Linked DNA regions of Homo sapiens: region 1 is linked to region 2. A link is a loop called in an ENCODE intact Hi-C map of the cell type or tissue named here. Cell type or tissue: gastrocnemius medialis. All regions are shown on one strand. Links, peaks and the distances in the headings refer to the core of each region. The heading gives the core; the rest is flanking DNA. Region 1 has its middle 32 kb from the start of LINC01907. Region 2 overlaps CAB39 (calcium binding protein 39).

Region 1 (10,654 bases), core at 4,622-7,121, 130 kb before region 2:
GTCTATTATGGTTCTTCCTAGGGAATCGTATCAGAATTGTTGGGCTTTGAACTCCCATTTCCCTGCCCACTTCCACCCACGCTGATATCAGAGCAGAGACAGTGCCTCTGAGACACAAGATCTGACACTGACATTTGACTCTGCTCTTTATTAGCAGAGCCATGCCGGGCAAGTTACTCAACCTCTCTGAGCCTGTGCCCCACACACTGTACTCCTGCGGGCCATCACCTCTGTGCAGTGGGGTCAGGGTAGAGGCATGGCCCAAGGTCAGCCACCCATGGGCTGGGCTGCCCTAGGCTAGCTGGGGTGGGTGCTGGGCTTTCAGAAGTAGCTACCAGATTTTGCATGAGATGACCTGGGTATCAATTAGGACTGTGTTCACCTGCATGTAACTAAAAACTAGAGTAACAGGGATTTTTTTTTTTTTTTTTTTTTTTTTTTTTTTTTTTTGTCTCATACAAAAAAGGAAGTTTAGAGTTGGCAGTCAAGGGCTGGTACCATCGCTTAGGGGTCAGCCAACATCAGGACTCCTCCTGTTCTCCTCCACCACACTTAGCATCTGGCTTTTCCCCTCATGGTTGAATATGGCTGCTGCACCTCCAGGCGTCCAAACTGTCTTCCAAAAAGTTAGAAGGAGAAAACGATGAAGTCAAAGATCAAAGAGAAAGGGCTAAAGAGCATGCCAGTTGAATCTGTTTCTTTTTAAATATCCACCCACCAGTCAGGCATGGTGGCTCATGCCTATAATCCCAGGACTTTGGGAGACCGAGGTGGGTGGATCATCTGATGTCAGGAGTTTGAGACCAACCTGACCAACGTGGTAAAACCCCATCTCTACTAAAAAGAGAAAAAATTAGCTGGGTGTGGTGGCGGGGGCCTGTAATCCCAGCTACTCGGGAGGCTGAGGCAGGAGAATCACTTGAATCCACGAGGCAGAGATTGCAGTAAGCTGAGATCGCGCCATTGCACTCCAGCCTGGGCAACAAGAGTGAAACTCCAGCTCAAAAAATAAAACAAAAAAAAAAGTAAATTTCCACCCACTGACTCCTGCTCTTATTCCACTGGGCAGAACTAGGTCAACATGACCACCACTACATACAAAGGATCCAAGGAAGTAGTTGAGCTGGACACCTTGCCACCCCCCAAAGGCAGGATGCTGTTAGTAAGGAAGAAGGGGAAACTAGATACTGGGTAGGTGCCCAGCATATGCTCTCAGCTGAGCTCAAGTGCAGTGAGGGTGGGCGGTGCATCACAGCCCTGGCCCAGGGCCACCCCCAGGACTGGGAGGAGAGCCCAGAGCTGAGAGGGGCAGAGCCTGGGCTGCAGGTCTCTGAGTCTGCATGGTATGGGCAGTCTAGTGGTGGGAAGATTTTCTCCCTCCCCCTCCCCACTCACTTATGTGCACCGGCATCCACGCAGCCTCCACTTTCACAGGCTGAGGTGCTGTCTCATTTCTCTCACCCTCTGCCACACCACCCCTTGGGTCTCCCTGACATTGCGCTGCTTTCTCAGGCCTTGGCTGGAGCACAGTGCAGAGGGGGTGGGGATGGGGGAGCACTCCTCATCGCTGCTTTTCAGAGGATCCCCCTCCACTCTTCAAAAGAAAGGATGGGAAGTGGGGTGTGGGGCTGTGTGCTAAGGAAGGCTCTCCTTCCAGCTTCTACTGCCTGCCCCCCACCTCAGGATCAGAAGTGGGGGGCTCCAAGGGCCCCTCATTCCAGAGCCCATGGGCTAAAGCAAGTAAAGATGAGTGAGGATTAAAGCAAAAGGCAAACATGAGGACACAGAGCCTGCCCTCCCTGTCGCAGCAACCTGGTGAGGATGAACTCAGAGGCTGGCCCTAGTGGTGGAAAGTTAAGGAAAGACTGCCAGAAGATGAATGCCAAAAACCTAGGGCTCCCCTTCTTCCTCCCCATATCCAAGCCCTCATCCTCCTTAGACATACATCCAGAGTCTGACTGCTCCTCCCGCCTCCACAGCCACCACCCTGGTCCATCCTTTGTCCCGACTCACGTAGATCATGACATCTCTCTCCTTCCTGCACGTCCAGCCGCCCCAACCACCCTCATCACACAGCCAGACCAGCCCTCTCGTGTTTCCCAAATCTCCATGATGGCTCACAGGTTCCCATGGATTCCTGTGGACTCCCAGGATCACTTCAGCCACAGGGAAGTGTGCTCCTGACTCAGGGCCTTTTCATTTCTGGTACCTTCTGCCTCGGAGGCCCTTCCCCCTGGAGCCCTGGGCTGACTCCCTTACCCTTCAGACTTTCACTAGCATCTACCAGAGCCTTCCTCTGACCTCCCTGTGTTAATGACAACAGCTCTCCACCCTGCTGCATACCCTAACATGCTGAGCAGCTTTCTTTTCTCCACACCACGTGTTGCCACCAGACAAAAGTGCTACAAGCTCCTGGAGGGAGGGACCAGGTCTATAGTTCACTGCCATATCCACAGTCCCTCATGTACTCCCTCAGTGCTTGCTGAGTGAGTGAGTGAATGAATGAATGAGCGAACCACAAGAATATTATTTGACCTCAAGAACACCGCAGGAACTGGCAGGGGGACCATGATCTTCCTGAACGCTCTGCATGAGATGACTTGGCAGATCCCACGGACTTGCCTTCTTAAAACCACCCTGGAGGCCGGGCACGGTGGCTCATGCCTGTAATCCTAGCACTTTGGGAGGCCGAGGTGGGCTGATCACGTGAAGTCAGGAGTTCAAAACCAGCCTGGCCAACATGGTGAAACCCCATCTCTACTAAAAATACAAAAAAAAATTTGCCTGCATGGTAGCGGGTGCCTGTAATCCCAGCTACTTGGGAGGCTGAGGAAGGAGAATTGCTTGAACCCTGGAGGCAGAGGTTGCAGTGAGCCAAGATTGCACCACTGCACTCCAGCCTGGGTGACAGAATGAGACTCCATCTCAAAAAAAAAAAAAAAAAAAAAAACCCACCCTGGAAACAGGGAGAGAATCAGAGCGAAAGCTTCCAGTTCAAACGCAGGTTGAGAATGAGGTTTGCAGAGCCAGCGGGCAGTGAGTGCTGACCGAGAAGACCCATGGCGGCCCACTGCAGTGGGGGCGGCGGCAGTGTGACCTTGTTGAAACTAGCCGCTCCAGTGACCCAAGGCTGGGGGAGATTTGGCTCTGCTACTTTCCAGCACTGTGAGCTTGGGAGCCTTACCTGCTCCGAGCTTCAGTTTCCTTACTTGTATAATGGGGATTAAATAACACACTTTTTTTTTTTTTGAGATGGAGTCTCACTCTGTTGCCCAGGCTGGAGTGCAGTGGCACTATCTTGGCACTATCTGCAACCTCCGACTCCCGGGTTCAAGCAATTCCCCCGCCTCAGCCTGCCCAGTAGCTAAGATTACAGACACACGCCACTACGCCCAGCTAATTTTTGCATTTTGGGTAGAGACGGGGTTTCACCATGTTGGCCAGGCTGGTCTCGAACTCCTGACCTCAAGTGATCCACCCACCTCGGCCTCCCAAAGTGCTGGAATTACAGGTGTGAGCAACCACGCCCAGCCCTAACACACTTTCTTTATTGCCCTTGAATCAACCGCATTCCAAGGCCAACGTCATTTGGAAAGGTTGACCTAGATTTCCTTTTCCATCTCCACTGGGACCTCCCCTTTCACCCACCGGAACCCAGGAGGCTCTGATGCCTTGAACACACAGAAGGGCTCCTAATCTTTTGTACATCAAAGTCGCCCCAGCTTCTTTGCTGCCCAAGCTCACTGGTGTGGTTTCCTAATGTCCCCGACAGTTTGGGAGATCTCTGCCAAGGCTGGCCACCTGGTACCAGCCCAGGTGCCCCACCTGTCTCCCACCCCCAGGTCTCTGGTCACCTCCTGGATACTGTGAGTACTGGAGAACTTGCTGCTTGGGGACACCAGCACTCTCTCCCCTGAGGGCTGGGGCATATGCTCTCCAGACCCACCTTTCTCCTTCCCTCTCAGGACCCCTGGAGTGATCTCATCAACATCTGGCTTAACTCATCAGGGGATTTTCTGCAAGTGAGAAGGCTAATGCCTCTGGGGCCAGGCAGGCCTGGTGAATGTATGACAAAACTGCAGGGCATGGTAGGAGCGTGTACTGGTTTTCTAGGGCGCCGTAATGAAGTACACACAAACTGGGTGGCTTAGAACAATGGAACTGTGTCGACTCACAGGTCTGGAAGCCAGAAGCCTGAAATCGAGGTGTTAGCAGCACCATGCTCCCTCCAAAAGCACTGGGAAGGATCCATTCCAGGCCTCTCCCTGAGTTTCTGGGGGTTGCTGGCCGTTTTTGGCATTCCTTGGCTTGGAGACACGTCACCCAGTCTCTGCCTTCAGCATGTGGTATCTTCCCTGTGTGTGTCTGTGTTCCCATTTCCCCTTTTTCGAGGACAGAAGTCAGATCAGGGGCCCACCCTACTCCAGTATGACCTCATCTTAACTCATTACATCTGCAATGACCCTCTTTCCAAATAAGGTCACATTCTGAGATACTGGCAGTTAGAACTTCAACATGCATATTTGAAGAGGGTGCAATTTAGCCCCTAACAGGGCTGACGAGCCCTAGAGGGTGAGCAAGTCCACTCCAGTTTACTGTTGCCCTGCAGGGCTCTGGGAGCCTGTCCAGGGTTTCCTGGGACAAGGTACTTTCTGTGCCTAAACTGGGTGAGTCCCAGGAAGCCAGCTTGGTTAGTCACCTCAAATGGGGCCCTATCTTCTTATGTTTCAAGAGAAGTCAGAAACTCTGACTTCACGTGAAATCTCCCAGTTTTTGAATGGGCATCTAATTTGACAAATTTTAAAATCCTGGGCCCCATCTGAGGGTGTCTAGCCTGCGAGTGGCCAGTGGTCACCCATTGCCTAGCATGGCAGGGCAAATTGTAAGACTCCAAAAACTGCAAATAACAGCAACTGTGGCCATGAGCTCAGGCTGGGCAACTTGTTCTGGGGCCCTGCATCAGCCCCATCTCTTTGGAAGCCTTCCTGGGCCCCTACTACCCATGCTCAGCAATGCTTCTGGCTCCAGAAACTTCCAGCACTGTTTCAGATAGGGGGACTGGCATTTGCAAACTGTCTTGGAGTTGGTGACCCAGAAGGAGGGACCCCAGACTAGAGGAAGATGAGAAGGCAGAGAGTACCAGACAGTGCCATCTAGGGAGAAGAAACAAGTCATGAATATCTGATGTAGGGATGGGACGGACACTAAGTGGGAAAGGCCACCCTGCTGCCCAGCCCCCACCACCGCCAGCACCACCAGGCTGGCCATCTCTTTCCCACCTTCCCCACCACCATGCACGTGGTGCCATGCACCGCTGCTCCTCACCCACTCAGACCAGCTCCAGCACCTTTGGAGGTGAGATTAGCTTCTCACACAACTTCTAAGTCTTGATCATAGCACATGCTCTGCGGTTTTGCTGATGGTGACTAACGGAGGGAATTTCAGGCTAGATCAGAAAGGAAGGTGGAACAGGGTAAAGTGGGTGAGGATGAGGCTTTCTGGTTGCTCCTCCCCAGTGTCCAGGAAGTTGCCCATCCAAGCCTCTTTCCCCTGGTGGGGCTTGCCGTGCTGTGTCTCTGGTTTGCTGGCCTGGGCAGTGCCACACTGCCAGGCTTTGCAGATCTGGAAGGGGAAGGAACAAGCCAAAGAGGAAGTGGCATCAAGAAGAAGATGGGAAGGGCAGTCTCCCCCTTCCCTCTTGCCAGGCCTGCAGAATTGGGGAACCCGTATAAAAGACAACATCCCTGCTGGGAGCTGCACCCTCTGCCCGGCCCGGCCCCAGGTGCCCTGATCTGCCTGCCACGACCTGGGCAAAGCATGCTGTTCCTGCACATACTCGGGCTTTCTGAAACCTGAGAAGGCAAGGGGGGTGAGGGAGAGTCCCACACAGCCCAGGCCCAGCTGGTCAGGCTAATTTTAGGTTTTTCTCAGCCTGACTGAGGCCTACTAATCTCCACCATGCCAGAGAATGCACATGGAGCAGAGGCTGTCTTTACTCATGATGCCCCCTCATCCCTCCAAAAAGCTCCTTTTTCTGTCCAATTTCAATTTCTCTTTGACCTGCCCCAGGCCCACCCATCCCAGGAAATCTGCCCCGACCACCACCTCACAAAGAGAGCTCTCCCTTTCTCAGTGTGTGGGGTAACTGTGGTTGGAAACCACAGTACAGCCCTGTGTCCCCAGCCCTGGCACAGTGCTTAGCTCAAAATAAGCCCTTGGTAAGTGTGGGTGGAATGAATGAATGAGCGTTTTATTACACAGTGACAGCATGCTACATGCAGGTTAGGTCTAAAGTTAGCAAATAAGGTTAAAAGAGTTCAGAGTTTAAATTACCCTTGAAACTCCATCAGGAAGACAGCTTATTGGGATTGACATTAGATCTCCTCAAGAAGTCCAGTACAAATCCATTTCCTTTTGTTGAGGAGAGGGACCTGGACCGCTGGCCCAGCTCCCCAGCCCTTGGCCCAACACACGCACTTGCTCAGGAATTCCCGAGGTTTATGGGACATGCCTCCAAAAAAACATACATCTAGAACTCCTAGATGTAAGAGCCTTCCCATCGCCCATCAGCCTTCTCCAGGGACTCTGCCGCTGTTGTCATGACAGCCAGGACAGAGTCTAGTGGAGCCTCGGGAAGTCCGACAGGCTGAGAATGAAGTCAACCAGAGGCAGAGAGGGGCCCCCACACAGAGAGTGGAAATCAGAGGCCTTTGGTGAACAGCCAAAATGACCAAGTTTTGAAGAACTCCCTGAAGTATGCCAATAACAAGAAAAAGGGGAAACTCGTCAGCTCCAGGCATCAAATGAGACATGCCCCAGGCTAGAGCCTGAAAAGGCCAGCAGGGAAGGGGGGCTTTCTCCTCTTACCCCATTTTCCTCCCTATGTTTCAATGAGTTTTTCCTATTGTTTTATTTGAGAATTTCCAAACACATAGAAAATATGGAAAGAATAGTACAGCAAACACTCACGAGCCCTTCATCTATGTTCAGCGACTGTTTAGATTTTGCCTTGTTCTCTGTCTACCTGTATTTGAAACATTTGAGAGTGAGTTACATAAATCACGACACAGCCCCAAATATTTCAGCTGCATCTCATAAGAATTGTCCATTCTCCTGCATAACCACAAGACCAAGTTTAAGGGTAATTGAGTTAAAAAAAAAACACCCACAACTTTTTTTTTTTTTTTTAAATAAAGAAGCTTTGCATGACTAGAAAAATAAGGGAGGGTCAGGGATTCCAGAGAAAAATTATACCAGACCAAGCTTAGATTTGTTCTGATAAACTTCTAAACTGGGTTCTCAGGCCGGGCGTGGTGTCTCAGGTGGGGCGTGGTGGCTCACGCCTGTAATTCCAACACTTTGGGAGGCTGAGGTGGGTGGATCACCTGAGGTCAGGAGTTTGAAACCAGCCTGACCAACATGGTAAAGCCCTGTCTCTATGAAAAATACAAAATTAGCCAGGCATGGTGATGCATGCCTGTAATCCCAGCTACTCAGGAGGCTGAGGCAGGAGAATCGCTTGAACCCGGGAGGTGGAGGTTGCAGTGAGCGGAGATGGCACCATTGCACACCAGCCTGGGCAACAAGATCAAAACTCCATCTCAAAAAAAAAAGAAAGAAAGAAAGAAAGAAAGAAAGAAAGAAAGAAAGAAAGAAAGAAAGAAAGAAAGAAAGAAGGAAAGAAAGGAAGAAAGAAAGAAAAGATATCTAAATTGGGTTCTCATTACAGAAAAACAAGTAAGCGTTCAGCTCTGCCAAACATCTATGCAAGAAGTCTGTAGATGCATATTTAACAGCAAGTCTCCAAATCATATATTTATACTTCCCAAATGATGTTTTGAGAAACTGGAGCTGTTCTATATTTATGCTTATCACATAGTAAGTGCTTAATAAGTTCAAATGCAAACTTTGTCTTTGGGGCAGTAGAAAGTCTTCAAAGCCCACCATCTGAGCCTACATGGGTGATATAGTTTGGTTTTGTGTCCCCACACAAATCTCATCTCGAATTATAATTCCCAGGTATTGAGGGAGGGATCTGTGATTGGATCAAGGGGGCAGTTTCCCCCATGCTATTCTCATGAGATCTGATTGCTTTATACACGTTTGGAAATTCCTCCTTCTTTTGTTCTTTTCTTTCCTGCCGTTTTGTAAAGGTGCCTGTTTCCCCTTCTGCCATGATTGTAAGTTTCCTGAGGCCTTCCCAGCTATGCAGAACTGTGAGTCATAAATTAAACCTCCTTCGTTTATAAATTACCCCGTCTCCAGTCTCGGGTAGTATCTTTGTGGCAGTGTGAATACTAATACAATGCAGCTGGCTCAAACTGAATGAGCCCTGACTCTGCCTCACAGGAATGGCCTTTAGCTAACCACAAGATGATCTCTCTGATCCCATCAAACACCTGCTCTAGCTGCTCTGAGGAGACCTCCTTAGCCACCCAAGTCCTCCCAGCTTTCCTTACATAAATCTCTAGTTCATTTGTGACCACTATCACAAATTAGCTGTTAATTTGTCCTCTATTTTTCCCTGTGGGTTAGTCTTATTTCCCTAATACTAGCCTAAGACTATCTTCCTCTCCACTGTGGCTCACAACTGGCAGCCAAAGTTTCTTGGTTGACTCCAGCCCCCTAAAGATGGGGCAGAGAATGCCAGTCCCTGGTGTGCCAGGAACTGAGCTAAGCACCTTCCAAATAAGGTCTCATTTAATCTTCACAAAACTCTATTGTATGAGTACTAGCATAGCTCCTAATTTAGAGATGAGAAAATTAAGGCTCTCAGAGATTAACAGAAGTCACAACAGCCACCAAGTAGCAGAGGTGATTTGTAGTGACCTGAACTGGTCTCTCAGTAGACAAGTTAACAAGTAAGACAGGTTAATTTTTAACCTGGGTTAAAAATCTCAAGGCACTAAGATGCCAGACTGTAGGGCAAGGGCCCTTTGTGGTTTTCCATGCATATTGGATGGGTGGGGGCCAGGGAGAAGATGCTTCAGGCTCCCATGCGTGGAGCAGGTTACATTGGCATTCCTAGGGTTCTATTTCATGCATGAACTTTGTATCCTCCTGTGGACTCCCACAGGTTTTTTTTTTTTTGAGACAGGGTCTCCCTCTGTTGCCCAGGCAAGACTTAAGACTTCAGTGGCGGGCCGGGCGCGGTGGCTCACGCCTGTAATCCCAGCACTTTGGGAGGCCGAGGCGGGCGGATCATGAGGTCAGGAGATCCAGACCATCCTGGCTAACATGGTGAAATCCTGTCTCTACCAAAAATACAAAAAAAAAATTAGCCGGGCTTGGTAGCGGCGCCTTGTAGTCCCAGCTACTCGGGAGGCTGAGGCAGGAGAATGGCGTGAACCCGAGTGGAGGAGCTTACAGTGAGCCGAGATCGTGCCACTGCACTCCAGCCTGGGCGACAGAGCGAGACTCCATCTCAAAAAAAAAACAAAAACCAAAAAAAAGACTTCAGTGGCACCATCATGGCTCACTGCAGCCTCAGCCTCCCCGGTTCAATCAATCTTACTACCTCAGCCTCTGAAGTAGCTGGGATTACAGGCACACGCCACCATGCCTGGATGATTTTTGTATTTTTTGTAGAGATGGGGTTTCGCCATGTTGCCCAGGCTGGTCTCTAACTCCTGAGTTCAAGCTATCCTCCCACCTCGACCTCCCAAACCGTTGGGATTACAGGCGTGAGGCACAGTGCGTGGCCGAGAGTCTGTTTTCTATTCTAGCCTTCTCCTCGGATTTCACACAACAGGTGCTCCATAAATACTCAGTGAATCCAGGCAGGTATGAAGAAATGTAATTTGTTTCTCCTTTATCCATCCCCCTGAGCAAATGTCCAGACGGCGGAGTCCAAGGGAATGCTACGACCCACCCGTTTGTATCCCGTTAACCTTCCTGCTGCTGACCCGGGAGCAACTGCGTGGAGTGGGCGTGTGCTCTCGGTTGCTCAGGTTGTATCCTGAGATCCTGGCATGGTCTTCCAGGGGAATATTTTTTCCACTGCAGATGACCAGAGGAAGATACCCTACATTCTTCCATAATACGGAGGACAGCTGTGTGGGTTACAGGGGAGGCCAGAAATGAAGCAGGGATGGTGGAACTCGAGACAAAGAAGAAACAAAGGACTGCCCTTAACAGATGCCTTCATTGTTTGACCGGTTCATTATCCAGAACATATGAAGGAAGGAATAAAGAGGGGATCTCAGTTCTTTTTCTCAAACGGCCAAAGAAAACCTTTTGTTGTTGTTGTTTTGAGCAAGAACCTTGTACTGGTACATGAAGAATAGATGAGAAAAGTGTGCAGTGAGTTTGAAAAATATTATTGAGATCTTGAACTTCCACCTTAGCCTGGGTTCCATTGGCTTGGGGAAATTTTAGGCTTTGTTACAGATGTTAAATTATGAAAAAAATCTAGGTACAATTCAGCTTCTATAGGAAAAAACAAACAACAACAAAAAAAACAAAAATAAAAACAAACAAAACAGGCTTGCAGGTCAGGCTATTGCCTTGAAAACAAAAGATAATTAAAGATTACTTACGGCTGCGCACGGTGGTTCACGCCTGTAATCTCAGCACTTTGGGAGGCCGAGGCCGGTGGATCACCTGAGGTTGGAAGCCTGAGACCAGCCTGACCAACATGGAGAAACCCCAACTC
Region 2 (10,654 bases), core at 4,148-6,647:
TGAAATTCAACTTGTGAGCTAAATTGAATTTGAAAATGCCCTACAGGTGGGAATTTAAAATTAGGTGAATTCTGAGCTTTTAAATTCACAAATCCAGCATGACTGAAGGAAAAAATAATAATTCTCTGTGGTCTTATTTCTGTTCTCTAGGATTTAAAAAAGTTGAATTTCATTGAAGTATCAGTTAAGTTATATATTGAAAGACATCTCCTTTGGACATAATACGCACGCTGTAAGGCAGTAAAAGCTGCCTCTTAAATGGAGCATGGATTCTCTACAGCTTTACTTTGTTGAGTCAGCAAAGTACATGTTTATGAAGTAGTGTCCTTTGATTTTTACCTCTCTGTGTCCACTTACTAATCCATATAATTTGGTAATTCACAGTGCATCTTCCTGAAATTACTACTGGTCTAAGCAGGCATTAATGTTTGGGTAGTCTTGTCAGTTTAAAAAAGCCTGAAAACCGAACCATAGAACCAAATGCCCTTCTCCCTCATCCCTGAGCCTCATTGACTGGCAAGGTAACCTCCTGCTGTTTCACACCAGAGTTGTGTGCCAGCCCCGGGTATGGTGTGCATCTGTTTGTCCCAACATTGGTGGTGGTCTGTTCTATTAAGTTGGTGGGCAGGCATGTTCCTGGCATGACTGTTGGTGTGAATCAGCTTGCTCTACTCCTCCTGGCTTTATAGCTTGCCTCAGTCTGATTCACGTCTCTGCGGTTTAACACTTCCCCCAAGTTCAAGCTTGTTTAGACAAAGTGTGAGTCAGTGCCTGTGTTGCACGCCAGCGTTCTGTTTCCCTCTTTCTATTTCTAACCATCTGTGTTACTTCTTCAGATTTTGGGATACAGAACTTTTGGCATCTAATTTTGTGTTGTATCAATTCAGAGTTGTATGTAAAAACATGTAGTGAGCAGTGTGAAATTGTGGTGATCTTAGAGCAGCTTTCAGGTGCCTTTGTGTGTTTTTAAAGCCCATATTTCCTTTTCCATAGAAACCAAGGATTATTAAAATCAATACATTAGTTAACTCTGCTGACATTTTTCACTTCAGAGTAATCAGAGGCATGATATGAATGTTGTTAAATGGCATGTCAAGAAAGACTTTTGAGATACAATTTACAGTTTAGAGCTCTCACCTGTGCTGGCCAGAGCAGACACTTCCAGCCAGGAAGTAGCATGGAGAATGCAACTGGTGGGCCCACCGGAAGCCCCGCCCACCTCCTTTGTTGTGAAAAATATACGTACAACTAGAGGGAATATGTAACATACCGGTTCCTACCCTAAACCCAGCTTCAACAGTTACGAATGTTCTGTCATTCTTGTTCCTCTAGTCCTTGCCCCCTTTTTCCTCTGACACATGACATCACTCAGTATGCATCCCTAGTACGCATTACAAAACACAGTATAACACAGTTACGTTACCATTTGCAAACCTAATGTCTAATGCCCAATCTACAGATTTCCTCAATTTTCACAAAAATGGCATTTTACAGTTCGTTTATTTAATATTACTTCCAGGCTGGACATGGTGGCTCACGCCTGTAATACCAGCATTTGGGAGGCCAAGGCGGGTGGATCACTTGAGTCCAGGAGTTTGAGACCAGCCTGGGCAATATGGTGAAACCCCGCCTCTACTAAAAATACAAAAATTAGCCGGGTGTGGTGGCACACACCTGTAATCCCAGCTATTCGGGAGGCTGAGGCACAAGAATAGCTTGAACCCAGGAGATGGAGGTTGCAGTGAGCCGAGATTGCGCCACTGCACTTTAGCCTGGGTGACAGAGCAAGACTTGATTTCCAAAAAAAAAAAAAAGTTCCAAACAAGGCCCACAAACTGAATTTGGTTAATACTCTGAGCTCTCTTTTAATCTATAATAGTTAATATTATGCCATCTCTTTGTTGAAGCCTGGATTGTTTGTTTTGTAGAAAAATCATATATTTTAGACTTGGCATTCCTGTTGCTTCTGTAACATGTTCCACTATCTGCTAGTGATTTAACTGGTAGATAGTTAGATCTGGCTTTTTTTTATTAGATTCGGATTCACTTTGAGGGGGGCAAAAGTTCATGGATGGTGCTGTGTGCTTCATATTGGGTGGCACTGGTTATCCCATTTCTGGTGATGTTCGGATTGACCGGTGGATGCAGGTGTCCTCAGTCTGTAATCTGTCCATTACAAAATTCTCATTGACCTTTCACCTCCTGGTTTTAGTTTCCATTGAGAATCATTGCCTAGATTCAGAATGGCAGTTTCCTGATTCTGTTATTTCTTCTTCATATAATTAAATTGTTTCTATAAAGAAGAACCCTTCTTCCTTGATGACTTAGTTATCCCAAAATAGTCTCATTTTTTAGTATAATCAGGTATTTTTTTTTTAGTATAATCAGTTGATGACCTGGCCACTTCCTTAGATAAGTATTGAGTTGTTTTAAGGATCATTATAAACTCACGTTTTTGTCTTTTTAAAAATTATATTTGATATGTCTCAATCCATTCCAGTCATTACTTTCTTGTGTCCAAGTTGCCCCATCTTTGGCCCTTGGGAACTCCTTCAAGTTGCCTTCTGTGTTGTTTTGGCAAGACCCCATCAGTCTGTGATTGCTTCCTTGCTTTCTGGCGTAGGATGACCATCTTGCTCATTTTGTACGAGTCCTGCCAGACCTGGAAACAGCTGTTTCTTGAAGGAGCGCTGTGAACTGCATTTTAAGATTTTTGTACTTTTGTTAATTAATTTAGACTGCTTCCATACAGTGTGATTATCTTCTTAGGCTGTGAGTACTTCTGTTAGATATTTATTTGCGGGGCCATGCTGCTAATACTAGCATGCATTTGAAGTCGTATTGCTAGTGTTAGACTACATTTGGAGGCGATTTTTTTTTTACTGGCAATTTACATGTTAGTATGCTGTTCACTCTAGTGCTCACAGGTTATACAGCATAACTGTTTGCCTTGTATTTACTGGTTTATGGTTTAATCGTTTAGACAAGCTTGACAAGCCTCCATCAAAACCTGTTCAACTTGTACCAAACTGTCTTACCCTTGTCTTTCCTGCCTTCTAAAGCTCAGCAAAGATGAATTGTATGATCAGCCATTTTGTGAGCAGATATTTCCATCAAGTAAGAGCCGGTCAGCATTCTAGCTGCATGCCTCCACTGATGCCAAGGAGTGTGGTTTTATCTTGTTGAGGATCTGTGATGTGTAAGAGGACACCACTACTAGATAACAAATGAGTACTACAGGATTTCAGAGGATAAAATGTGGTTTGGGTTAATAAGGCAAGGGTTGATAAAAGGAATAGGACTTAAGATGGGAGTTCCTAGTAGTTTAGAATTTACACAGGCAGAAAAGAGAGAAGGCATCCTAATGGCATATGACTGGGAACAAAGGTACAGGGGCAGGAATGAACATAACATGATTGGCAGCAATAAGGAGAGAATTTGAAAGTTGTGTGGCAGGTTGGGAGGTGACATTGTGCTAGAACAGGAGATCTAATAAGAGGAAGACTGGATAGTTAAGTCCAGAAGTTTGTCTTTATTTGATTAGCTAGAAGAAATCATTTTAAGCTCCCAAGCTGGAAATGCTGTTGATACACTTGTGTGTTGGGTAGATTTATTATGACAGAGCTTGAACAAAGGTGCTGGCTAGGAATCATTTCCAATTGTCCAGGTATGAATTAATGTAGCAGTGGGAATGAATAAAAGGAAATGAAACTAAGATAATCAGAAAAATATTTTTAAAAGCCTTTGAAGGCTTTTGAAGCCTGACATTGAAGTTGGGAAGATTTGGAGTAAAGAAGGAAAGGTTTAGAACTGGGCTGTCCAATATAGTAGCTACTAACCACATGTAATTAATTGAAATTAAATAATATTTATGATTCAACCCCACAGTCACACTAGACAAATTTCAGGTGCTCAGTAGCTATATGTGGCCAATCTCACCATAATGAACAGCACAGATACAGAACATGGAAATTTCTGTTAGACCTGGTTTAGAACTGGGTAACTGAAACAAAATAATGATGCCAAATTATAGAAATGAGGAAGCAGGGGGGTGGGGGTGATTTTATGGAGGGGGATGAGATTTGATTTGAGACACGTTGAGTTTATGGTAGCCCTTTAACGGAAGTTGTCCAGAGGCAACAGAAAATGCCTAACTAATTCAGGAGTAGACATGGAGGTGGGGTTAGTAGTCATGGTGGGAGCCATGAGATTGTATGGGCTTTCATTAGCAGGCTGTAGGCAACAGGTGAAGACCTCAGCCAGGCAAGAAATGGGAACAGTCAGAGAGATAGAAAGGAGAACATGAAAGGTTTTATTTTGGTTTTTTACAGCACTGTCAGGACACTTGAGTAGAAGACTCTATTTAGCCAAGAGGGAATCTTTGCTGGCCCGTTATTTCACTAGTGTGTTGGGAAATGGAATATGACTAGAGGAGAATGTGAGGTGGAAAGAAAGCCAGTGCATGCAGCTTGAGAGGAAGTAGAAGAGAGCGATGTGTTTGAGGGGGCGGAAGAGTCCAGTCAGAGGGCTTGTGCACATCTGAAGGGGAAATGCCTCTTGCTTGGCTGAGAGGTGTCTCTCTAATGGCGGGGAAGGAAGAAGCCAGAGACATGGAGATGAGCATAGGGAAGGCTGTGTGCAGAGAGCTGATGAGGGGGGTCTGCCTGCTCTGTGGCCCCTGGGCTCTCTGATGGGGACACTTTGTGAAGTCCTCAGGAGGAGGCTTATCAGCTTGGTAGTGTTTACATGTGGCTGAGAGTCTCCAAGTACTATCTTGAGTATTGAATTGAAACAACAAGGTATAAATTCTATATGTTTGTAGACCTATTTAGATATTCTGAATTTGGGGAAATATTTTGTTTTCTGTTTTTTGATTTAGCTTTTGGTTTTTCTGAGTGTCAAGAGCACCATCTGTAAAAGCTAACCCCTGTATGGAGTGGTATGACCCGAAATACTTCTCTTGAAATCTTTCAGCTTAAATAATGAACCTTTAGTCACACAGTCACTCGTATGGCTATTTTTCTTTGGTTTAAGGCGGTCATCACCAACCAGTGTGTGTTTGCACTCTGGAGTCAGTTTACCTGAGCACATGCTCTGCTCCGACTGAAATACCTTCTGTAATCTGCGATGGTCATTTAGTTAGGATACATGTCTGAAAACTGTCTTTGGCCTGAAAGTTTGAACTGTTCAGTGTTGGAGTTTTGAAAAAGCAATCATGTTTGGTTTGTTTGTTTGGTTTTTTGTTTTTGCAGGTATGAATCTCCAGAAATAGCTCTAAATTGTGGAATAATGTTAAGAGAATGCATCAGACATGAACCACTTGCAAAAATCATTTTGTGGTCGGAACAGTTTTATGATTTCTTCAGATATGTCGAAATGTCAACATTTGACATAGCTTCAGATGCATTTGCCACATTCAAGGTAACAAAAACTGTAGAATTCTAAATATCCTTGAAAGTCAGAGGTGTGCTGTTTTTCTAAACCTTCATTGCCCTCCTAAATCTACACGTGGCTGCCCTCTAGTGGGAAGAGAAAGATACATTTTGTATATGTTTGTGTGATAGAGGTATATGCAGTAAAGTCACAGCTTTAAAAGGGTGGAAAAGTTAGATTCTAAAGTCTATCTAAAAGACAAAAGTCCTGTGTGGTCAAAATTCTACTTTGCTGTTAAATTATAATTAAGTATGGTATACTGTACAGCATATGTAACAACCAGGTTTTCTCCTGTGTTTGAAACATTGTGTAGCAGTTTCTTTGGTTAAGCACCAGATGAAGTAGTTGGCTTCTGTTCAGGTTTATGTTAATTTGGAATATACACTTCATGAAATATTAGGACCACATTCAGGACAGAGATACTCACATTGTGGACAGGCCCGAGGAAACAGTGGATTCACCTCTCCCATCTCTGCTCACACTGGATCATGTCGATTAAATGTAGAGCGTGGACAGAATCACCCACACTATTCAAATCATAATGTATCTTCCCCGCTCCCCCATCTACCTTTCCTCCCTTGGTGTATATTTGTATAAATTAAATACATACATGATGTGACAGCACTGTACAACGTGCAGATTCTTGTTTTGAGTTACAAGGTTCTATGCTGTTTACAATCTATGAATAAAGCAGGAGTCTTTTACAATGAGAGCAAGCGTTTGTAGGTTACATTCCCTTATATAAATTGCCTAACCTTATGAATAAATATTTAGAACTGTTTTAATATAAACCAATACTTGCCAGGCGCAGTGGCTCGTGCCTGTAATCCCAGCACTTTAAGAGGCTGAGGCGGGCGGATGACCTGAGGTCGGGAGTTCGAGACCAGCCTCACCAACATGGAGAAACCCCGTCTCTACTAAAAATATAAAATCAGCCGGGCGTAGTGGCGCATGCCTGTAATCACAGCTACTCGGGAGGCTGAGGCAGGAGAATCGCTTGAACCCAGGAGACGGAGGTTGTGGTAACCCGAGAATCACACCATTGCACTCCAGCCTGGGCAACAAAAGCGAAACTCCATCTCAAAAAAAAAAAAAATGTATACACGCACACACACACACAGCCCAAAGAAAATACATATATACACACCAGTATTTAGCATACTGATATGCAGACGACCATGCTCAGAAACCATGAACACTATCACAGTGAGAAGTGGCCACCTTTCTTCTGAGGGTTCATTTTCATGATTATGAAAAGCCCCTGAAATAATGAGCACACACTTTGGTCTCTGGGTGAAATATGTCCCACCTCAGAGTGAATGAATGCCCTAAAGATAGGATGAAACCTGGGGACCTGATCATTAGGGTTTTACCTTGAATGAGAATCAGGTCATAAGGCCCCCAGGGATTTATTGAATGAGAATCAGGTCATAGTATGAGAGCTCCCCAGGAATTTATTTCCCAAAACTCTTAAAGAGGGAGTTGAAAGCCTCAGGTGAGGACCCAGATATTTGTATGTAGGTGTACAAAGCAAAACAAAATGAATTTGAGATTATAACATAGAGTGATCAATATGATGTCTTAGGTGTCACCACAGTTGGTGGGCTAGGACTCATGCTTATAATGCATCGGTGGAAGGGTATGTCCCATTCAGAAGTAGCAGACCTGCCATGAAGGGCGGTGTAGCAGCACCATGTGTCAAAGAGAGATTCCCCTGTGTGGAAGGACAGCCAGGAGCCTGAGGGTGGCAGTACTCTGGCCACATGAGGGTGAAGGAAGAGGATTGAGCAGCAGTGGTGTGGGAGAATGCAGCAAGACCCCTGACCCCGTCAGGATGTGGTTGACATGCTTCTGGCACAGATGGCAAAGGTGGCTCAGAGGTGAGAGAGATGTACTGACTATGTGCTGGAAATGGGATTTGCAGTGAGTCTCGTCTGGCCTGGCTGATAATTTCATTTCAGTTAGGGTTACTTCTTTTGATAATTCTCACCAAGGAGAAAATGGCAGTGATGGATCGCTATGGGTAAAGCAGCCCTATCAGGTCATGGTGGCCAGAGAGGGAGACTGGGCAGCCAGGCAGGTCACCCCTACTTGATAAAGAGGAAGCTTCATAAAACAAGGTAGTGTCCTAAGGGTGAGCTCTGGAAGAGAGAGCACTGGGGAGCTGGCCTGGACTGTGCATCTCAGGTGCTCCTTATTGCATGGAAAGGAAGGAGCTGAGAGGAGAGGCCCCCCAAAAGAGGGTTCTCCAAGAAACAAAATTAAGCAGAGTCTACAGCCAAGACAACATGTGAAAGAGAGGACAGACCTCCCATCATAATTTCAGGGTAGCTAAACTAGCAGACAGGTGGAAGTCACCTTCCTACTCCTCCCTGAAAGAAACTCCAGTCAGGGAAGAAAGGAAGACCAGCAGGAACAGCCTTACAGCTGCACACCAGAGGCGCTGACAAGGAGGGACACGTTGCTGCTCCTCTCCTGTCTTGCTGCTAGTCTCCTGTTTGCAGAGCATATTCTTATAATGGAAAAGAAGAATAGATCTATGGTTCATGCTTTCCTTTGAGAATGTGGCAAGAGCGCCCTCCCAGAAAACGTGCTCTGCACACAAAAATTTCCAAACATGTGGCTCATCCATAGCCCTGGAACAGGTGCTGAGTCTTTAAAGGAAATTAGAACTGCTCTAGGCCAGGCATGGTGGCTCACGCCTGTAATCCCACCACTTTGGGAGGCTGAGGTGGGTGGATCACCTGAGGTCAGGAGTTTGAGACCAGCCTGGCCAACATGATGAAACCCCGTCTCTACTGAAAATACAAAAAATTAGTTGTGGTGACATGCGCCTATAGTCTCAGCTACTCAGGAGGCTGAGGCATAAGAATCCCTTGAACCTGGGAGGCAGAGGTTGCAGTGAGCCGAGATCACTCCACTGCACTCCACCCTGGGCGACGGAGTGGGACTCTGTTTAAAAAAAAAAAAATGCTCTAAATATGTCCAAAATTCATAGCTTGAATAAATGGATGCTCAGATAGTAAACCAGATGGCCAAATATTTGTAAATTTTTTTTTCTTTTTTGAGGAATTAAGGAGATGGAGAGGGGCATTAGAAAGCCAAAAATGTTTCCAATGTTCTAGAATAAAAGAAGGTAGCCTCACCAGACTGTGCCTGTGTAAGGTTCTAGAAAGTATGTCTAAAGAGATGGTTTCTGCCACTCAAAACCACACAACTACATGGAAACTGAACAACCTGCTCCTGAATGACTACTGGGTAAATAACGAAATGAAGGCAGAAATAAATACGTTCTTTGAAACCAATGAGAACAAAGACACAACCTACCGCAATCTCTGGGACACATTTAAAACAGTGTGTAGAGGGAAATTTATAGCACTAAATGCCCACAAGAGAAAGCAGGAAAGATCTAAAATTGACACCCAAATATCACAAAAGAACTAGAGAAGCAAGAGCAAACACATCCAAAAGCTAGCAGAAGGCAAGAAATAACTAAGATCAGAGCAGAACTGAAGGAGATAGAGACACAGAAAACTTTTCAAAAAATCAGTGAATCCAGGAGCTGGTTTTTTGAAAAGATCAACAAAATTGATAGACCGCTAGCAAGACTAATAAAAAAGAAGAGAGAAGAATCAAATAGACGCAATAAAAAATGATAAAGGGGAGATCACCACCGATCCCACAGAAATACAAACTACCATCAGAGAATACCATAAACACCTCTATGCAAATAAACTAGAAAATCTAGAAGAAATGGATAAATTCCTGGACACATACACCTTCCCAAGACTAAACCAGGAAGAAGTTGAATCGCTGAATAGACCAATAACAGGCTCTGAAATTGAGGCAATCATTAAAAGACTGTCAACCAAAAAAACTCCAGGACCAGACGGATTCACAGCCAAATTCTGCCAGAGGTACAAGGAGAAGCTGGTACCATTCCTTCTGAAACTATTCCAATCAACAGAAAAAGAGGGAATCTTCCCTAACTCATTTTATGAGGCCAGCATCATCCTGATACCAAAGCCTGGTAGAGACACAACAAAAAAAAACTTTAGACCAATATCCCTGATGAACATCAATGCGAAAATCCTCAATGAAATACTGGCGAACTGAATCCAGCAGCACATCAAAAAGAGTATCCACCACGATCAAGTGGGCTTCATCCCTTCGATGCAATGCTGGTTCAACATACGAAAATCAATAAACATAATCCGTCACATAAACAGAACCAAAGACAAAAACCATGTGATTATCTCAATAGATGCAGAAAAGGCCTTTGACAAAATTCAACAGCCTTTCGTGCTAAAAACTCTCAATAAACTAGGTATTGATGGAACGTATCTCAAAATAATCAGAGCTATTTATGACAAACCCACAGCCAATATCATACTGAATGGGCAAAAACCGGAAGCATTCCCTTTGAAAAGTTGCACAAGACAGGGATGCCCTCTCTCACCACTCCTATTCAACATAGTGTTGGAAGTTCTGGCCAGGGCAATCAGGCAAGAGAAGGAAATAAAGGGTATTCAATTAGGAAAAGAGGAAGTCAAATTGTCCCTGTTTGCAGATGACATGATTGTATATTTAGAAAACCCCATCATCTCAGCCCAAAATCTCCTTAAGCTGATAAGCAACTTCAGCAAAGTCTCAGGATACAAAATCAAGGTGCAAAAATCACAAGCATTCTTATACACCAATAACAGACAGAGAGCCAAATCATGACTGAATTCCCATTCACAATTGCTACAAAGAGAATAAAATACCTAGGAGTGCAACTTACAAGGGATGTGAAGGACCTCTTCAAGGAGAACTACAAACCACTGCTCAACGAAATAGAAGAGGACACAAACGGAAGAACATTCCATGCTCATGGATAGGAAGAATCAATATCATGAAAATGGCCATACTGCCCAAGGTAATTTATAGATTCAATGCCATTCCCATCAAGCTACCACTGACTTTCTTCACAGAATTGGAAAAATCTACTTTAAAGTTCATATGGAACCAAAAAAGAGCCCGCATTGCCAAGACAATCGTAAGCACAAAGAACAAAGCTGGAGGCATCACACTACCTGACTTCAAACTCTACTACAAGGCTACAGTAACCAAAACAGCATGGCACTGGTACCAAAACAGAGATATAGACCAATGGAACAGAACAGAGGCCTCAGAAATAACACCGCACACCTACAACCATCTGATCTTTGACAAACCTGAC

What was found. Hi-C counts contacts between places; a loop is a spot of excess contacts. Peaks named below come from ENCODE experiments on the same cell type or tissue, not always from the same donor. Only the 100,000 strongest peaks of a DNase experiment are listed, where the experiment ranks them.
Region 1: a loop joins it to region 2, with 5 times the contacts of the local background. A loop is called at or near these places in 11 of 110 quality-filtered maps.

What each region holds. Positions count from the first base shown.
Region 1 is chr2:230,662,994-230,673,647 of GRCh38, forward strand. No RefSeq gene overlaps it. Among named protein-coding and RNA genes, the nearest start is that of LINC01907, 32 kb to the right of the region's middle. RefSeq lists enhancers at 4,505-4,984, 5,025-5,074, 5,095-5,174, 5,555-5,774, 5,975-6,114 and 3 more. In gastrocnemius medialis, for the core only: no CTCF peak of the experiment used is centred there; DNase peaks (open chromatin) are centred at 4,628, 5,868 and 6,177; H3K4me3 peaks cover 429 bases; H3K27ac peaks cover 2,500 bases.
Region 2 is chr2:230,793,477-230,804,130 of GRCh38, forward strand. CAB39 (calcium binding protein 39) reads left to right here. Exons shown (of 9, transcript NM_016289.4): 5 at 5,253-5,421. Among named protein-coding and RNA genes, the nearest start is that of ITM2C, 66 kb to the right of the region's middle. RefSeq lists an enhancer at 1-999. In gastrocnemius medialis, for the core only: CTCF peaks have their summits at 5,536 (motif pointing left) and 5,735; a DNase peak (open chromatin) is centred at 4,542; H3K27ac peaks cover 1,049 bases.